2 separate regions of the Mus musculus genome follow, and region 2 is linked to region 1. Evidence: chromatin loops called from intact Hi-C (ENCODE). Cell type or tissue: left cerebral cortex. All regions are shown on one strand.

Evidence for each region. Hi-C counts contacts between places; a loop is a spot of excess contacts. Peaks named below come from ENCODE experiments on the same cell type or tissue, not always from the same donor. Only the 100,000 strongest peaks of a DNase experiment are listed, where the experiment ranks them.
Region 2: it touches region 1 in a loop (9-fold over the local background); 3 of 42 quality-filtered maps call a loop at or near these places.

What each region holds. Positions count from the first base shown.
Region 1 is chrX:13,845,932-13,848,431 of GRCm38, reverse strand. Cask (calcium/calmodulin-dependent serine protein kinase (MAGUK family)) reads left to right here and starts at 1,876. Exons shown (of 27, transcript NM_001284503.1): 1 at 1,876-2,424. The coding sequence starts at 2,366. In left cerebral cortex, CTCF peaks have their summits at 1,540 and 2,339; DNase peaks (open chromatin) are centred at 839, 1,661 and 2,411; H3K4me3 peaks cover 1,966 bases; H3K27ac peaks cover 1,354 bases.
Region 2 is chrX:14,844,000-14,846,499 of GRCm38, reverse strand. No RefSeq gene overlaps it. Among named protein-coding and RNA genes, the nearest start is that of n-TPtgg3, 140 kb to the right of the region's middle. In left cerebral cortex, no CTCF peak of the experiment used is centred here; DNase peaks (open chromatin) are centred at 960 and 1,222.

The sequences.
Region 1 (2,500 bases):
TGTACAGAGACCATGCTTAGCCTTGCCCTTATTTTTTTTTCCACCTGCGTTTCCTTTTCTGCTTAATAATCATCCGTTTGTACTTTTGAGAGAAATTCTCCACGAAAGATAAACTCCAAAATGAAGTAGACAAACCTTAGCATAGCTCATGTTTTGGCAGGAGAAAGAAAGTTAGGCTGGCAAGGTGACGTGGGGTTCAGAGGAGAGTGGATGATTCCGAATTCATTGGGTGACAGGTAGACATGATAGGTTGGGGTAAGCGACTTGGAACTGTTGGGCCCCCAAAGAAGACAAAGTGTTTTGGGCTCTGAAGCCCATTCTTTAGAGAAAACACAAAATCTTTGGGAAAGGAGGAAAACCTATTTGTGCAATTATATTTCCCCTGATTTGCAAGAAAGAAATGAAAAGGAAAGAAGGTTTAGCTCCCAAATATTTAGCAAGCAAATCAGCCAGGCTCTCGAGGGAGTGATTAAGGGTTTGTACAGATCGTTTTGTTTTTTGTTTTGTTTTGTTTTGTTTAAAGGAAATGGGCTTTATCTTCACCCTGCCCCCTGCACTTTGGTAAATACTAGTTTAAAAAATACCGCGCTGAGAATTTTAACAGATGATTTCTGGAGAGCTGACTTATGAACTAATTGGACACTTCTGCTATGAGGAGGAACAAAGACTTCTTTTTTTATTGGTCTTCAACTAAGGCATATACCTGTCTGGTGGCGTTGGCTCATTCTGCACATGCTCAGTTGAACAGAAATCTTCATATTGCATACAACCTAGCACAGCGGCAACACCCACAGCCTTACTCCGCGGCTGACCCTGTGCGTCCATTCCTTCTAGTGACATTTTTTTATGCTAAGAACTCCAACACTTATAGGGAGTGAACAAAGCAGATGCTGGTGCTGAGGAACAATATTCAATGGATTTAAAGTCTCTTTACGACACTCTTTTCCTGGTCCGTCTCTAGGTTTTGTCTAGCAGCAATAGAAACTGCATAGATATTGGTTAGTTTGGAGCGGGTGGCAGGCGAAGCTGTTTCGCTAGTTCACTGTTCTTGTTGTACACCTTCCTCTGCAGTTTTTGTTCCGTCCTTTCCTTGGACAATTCTCCCCCTCCCCCAGCCCTCATCTTCATTAAGGAATGGCAAGGTGGCACTAAAAGCATCCACCGCCGCCAAACACGGTCTTGAGTGACAATCTTTCTCCACCTCCTTTCAGGCTTTTTCATTCATTAGAACCTTTTCTCTGCGTTTCCCCCCTCCCCCAGCAAAAACCTGGGGAACGGCTTTCTGAGATTACGAAAGAAGAGGGAAAGCTGCCAGAGTGCTGAGCACGCCGTCTAAGAACGTGCAGACTGCTATGGACCTTTTGTCCCTCGCCCCTCTTCTCCACTTGGTCGCAGCTTGGGAGTAGAGGCGACGACCTCCACCAGCCCCACCTCAGCAGCTGCAACCCGCAACCCGGGCAGCTCCGCTAGCCGACCCCCAGCGCCCTCTAGATTCCCCGCGCCCGCCGGTTCTTCGTGACGTTGCGGGCGCTGCGCGCAGGCGCCACTGGGAGCGCTTTTTTTTTTTCCCCCTCCCTTCCTCCGCCTCCTTCCGCGGTCCACGCCTCCCAACGGGCTGGAGGGGCGGGGCCTGCGGGTCTCGCTGCCGTGCGGGCCGAAAGGGAGGAGGGTTAGTCCGCGCCAGGCGGGTGCTCGGGCTCGGGAGCCTGGCGGCTGCTGAGGCTGAGGGGAGGAGCTGAAGGCAGCGGTCGCGGCTCCCGCCCGCACTGAACGCTCATCCCGCGAAGCCCCCTCCCACACTCGGGAGGGCGGCGGCGGCGGGAGGAGGAGGAGAAGGAGGAGGGAGCGTCTCTGCCGCCGCCTCCTGGTCCCCAGCGCGGATCAGCCGCCACCACCTCCCTTCGCGACGATCCTCCCTCCATGGTGCTGCCGCGGCCCCCCCTGTAGCCCGAGCTGCCCCGCGCCGCGCCGGAGCCGGTCTCGGGCAGAGGGAGCGGTCGCGGCCTCGCGGCCCGCGCGGGCTGACGAGCGGAGAGTGCGGCGCTTCGCGGTCCCCGAGGGTCCGCACGCCCCGGCAGCGCGGTCGCCAGCCACCGCGCGAGGAGCAGCGGGCGGGCGGGCGGCGCCGGGCCCGGGCCGCCCTCGCTCCCACGCCCCGGCCCCGCCGCCCGCGCCGGGGCGGCAGCCGGCAGAGGAAAGGCGCTGCAGTCTCCGGGCCTCACGGCCCCAGTCGAGCTTCCTCAGCACCGAGGGCTTGCGGGTCCTGAGTGGAGGACACGAGCCCGGAGCCGGGCACTGAGCTCTTGGGCGCCCCCAACCCAGTTTTCAGAACCCTCCACGCTGCGGCCGCTGTCCCCTTCGGACCATGGCCGACGACGACGTGCTGTTCGAGGATGTGTACGAGCTATGCGAGGTGATCGGCAAGTGAGTCTCCACGCGAGGGAGCGGGAGTGTGGAAAAATGCTTTTCAGCGATGCCCGGGGCCTCCCGCACCCGTTCC
Region 2 (2,500 bases), 1.0 Mb before region 1:
GGAAGTCATTTCAAAGTGACTCTCATAGAAAGGAGTCTTTACCTTTTCTAGGCTCCACTCACACTTTGATACACTGTGCAACAAGTCCTATGGTGTATGAGAAAGAAGCAAAGAATCATAACTATACCATTCTCCCATTAGAAACTTGAAAGTAAAAATTATGATGTATATGTATACCCCCAAACTACTGAGAATTTCACTTTTTATATTCCTTAGTACTTAAGAAAAATTAGTTAATTTGCATGGCTATCAACAGACTTGCAGCATTATGAATAGAAAATAGTTTATAATGTTTCTGCTGCCTTGGCAATTAGTAAAAACAACTAGAAGAGGATGGAATAGCCAAAGTGCTTGATTCTTCTCTTTCTCATATTCCCTTTAAAAATATATCTTAGCTGATAAAAATACATTGTTGAGACATAATACAATAGTTGATGTAACACAATGATGAGAAGATGATAGCATGATGAACCAAGGGCTCCTCCTGATTACAGAGTGGATGCAGGAAAGAATTTTATCTAAGTATACTACATATGAACATGGATAAAGAATCATACTTACTAGCCAATATATGCTCAAACAATATCTGCCCCTTTCTCCCTCTCCTCCCCTACCTCTCGTGTGTGTGTGTGTGTGTGTGTGTGTGTGTGTGTGTGTCTGTGTGTGTGCTGAAGGTGGATGTCTTAACCTTATGTAGGCAAGCTAAGCATTCTACAACTGAACTGTATCCCCAGATCCACAAGGTGCAAAGAGGTAGAAGGAAAGATTAGGAGCACCACATCAAGCACTAAAAATATAACAGGACAAAATTTAATGCAATTTTTTTTCACTAAATGACAGTCTTTGAGTTGGGATATCATCTTCTCAACTTTTCTCCATCTTCCTTCTACAGAGCTCCAAATGCCATATGATGAACAGTAGAAATTGGTGGGAGGTGTGAATGATGGATCATTGCATCCTGGAACATCCTTTAAGGCAAAGCAAGCTATATGCAGGCAAATGACAGGGTACATCAGGACACACCAACTAGGGCAACTAAAATACTGGAAAAAAAATTCACTCAGGTCAAGAGAAGAGACTTCAGACTCAGCTAGGTCATATACTAAGTGATCTTGATTTTTTTTTCAAAATTTTGAGTTACTTAATCTAGCTATACTTTTGCTTCCTTATAAGTAAATGGGACAAAATAGCAGCTGTCTCAAAGAGTTCTTGCCAGGACAAAATGAGATAATTAATGTAAAGATCTCAGAGAAATGTCTGGTACAGTAGTGATGATCATTTCTTCCTCCCACTCTCCTCCTCCCTTTTCAACACTGTCATTAGTCATACATTCTGCAATTACAAAGAGTGTGAAAGATAAAGAGAAGACATTCTCAGCTCAGGTCATCACACTAACAAGAAAAGAGAGATTACAGGGGAATAAATTTGGGACTTTGAGCTTTGCAAATGAAAACAGAATCCTACTCTATAATTAAAATTTCTATTAGCTTCCAAGTAAATAAGATTAATCATATTTGTATCTGTTACAAAGACTAGTATAGATTATCCCCATTGAGTATGACTGAAAACAAGACAGTGGATGGTATGGAGCCCAGGAAACGTTCTGCTTTATGTAGGAAATATGGCAGTCCCCTGATAATTCAAGAGAAGAAAAGAAGGACCCACTGAAAGCACTGCCAGAACTGAACGCAACATTTTCAATAACTTCTGCTGTGATCTAATAAAAATTTTCTTAATGTTTGTCTTCTTTCATTTTTAATACTATAACAAGTAATTTATAAACAGCACACATTTATTCTTCTAATACTGTATTCCTGGATATTCAAGGTGCCCACATGAGGTATCTGTTGAGAGCCACTTCCTCAACTTGTAAATTTCAAAAGGAAAAAAGGTATGGACTCTTTCTGGTGTCTGTTTTATAAGGATATTAAATTGTTCATAAAGACAGGGATCTTACAATTTAATCACTTCCCAAAAGGCCCCACCACTTAATAACTACATGATAAGGATTAAATTTCAATATAAATCTTGGAAGAGACACATTCAAATGACAGCACTGCTAATCTAGAAAAAACCTTGTGATTTTTTTATTTATTTTTATTTATTTATTTTTATTACATATTTTCCTCAATTACATTTCCTATGCTATCCCAAAAGTCCCCCGTACCCTCCCCCCCCCCACTTCCCTACCCACTCATTCCCATTTTTTTTTTTTTTTTTTTTTTGGCCCTGGCATTCACCTGTACTGGGGCATATACAGTTTGCAAGTCCAATGGGCCTCTCTTTGCAGTGATGGCCGACTTGGCCATCTTTTGATACATATGCAGCTAGAGTCAAGAGCTCCGGGATACTGGTTAGTTCATAAAGTTGTTCCACCTATAGGGTTGCAGATCCCTTTAGCTCCTTGGGTGCTTTCTCTAGCTCCTCCATTGGGAGCCCTGTGATCCATCCAATAGCTGACTGTGAGCACCCACTTCTGTGTTTGCTAGGCCCCGGCATA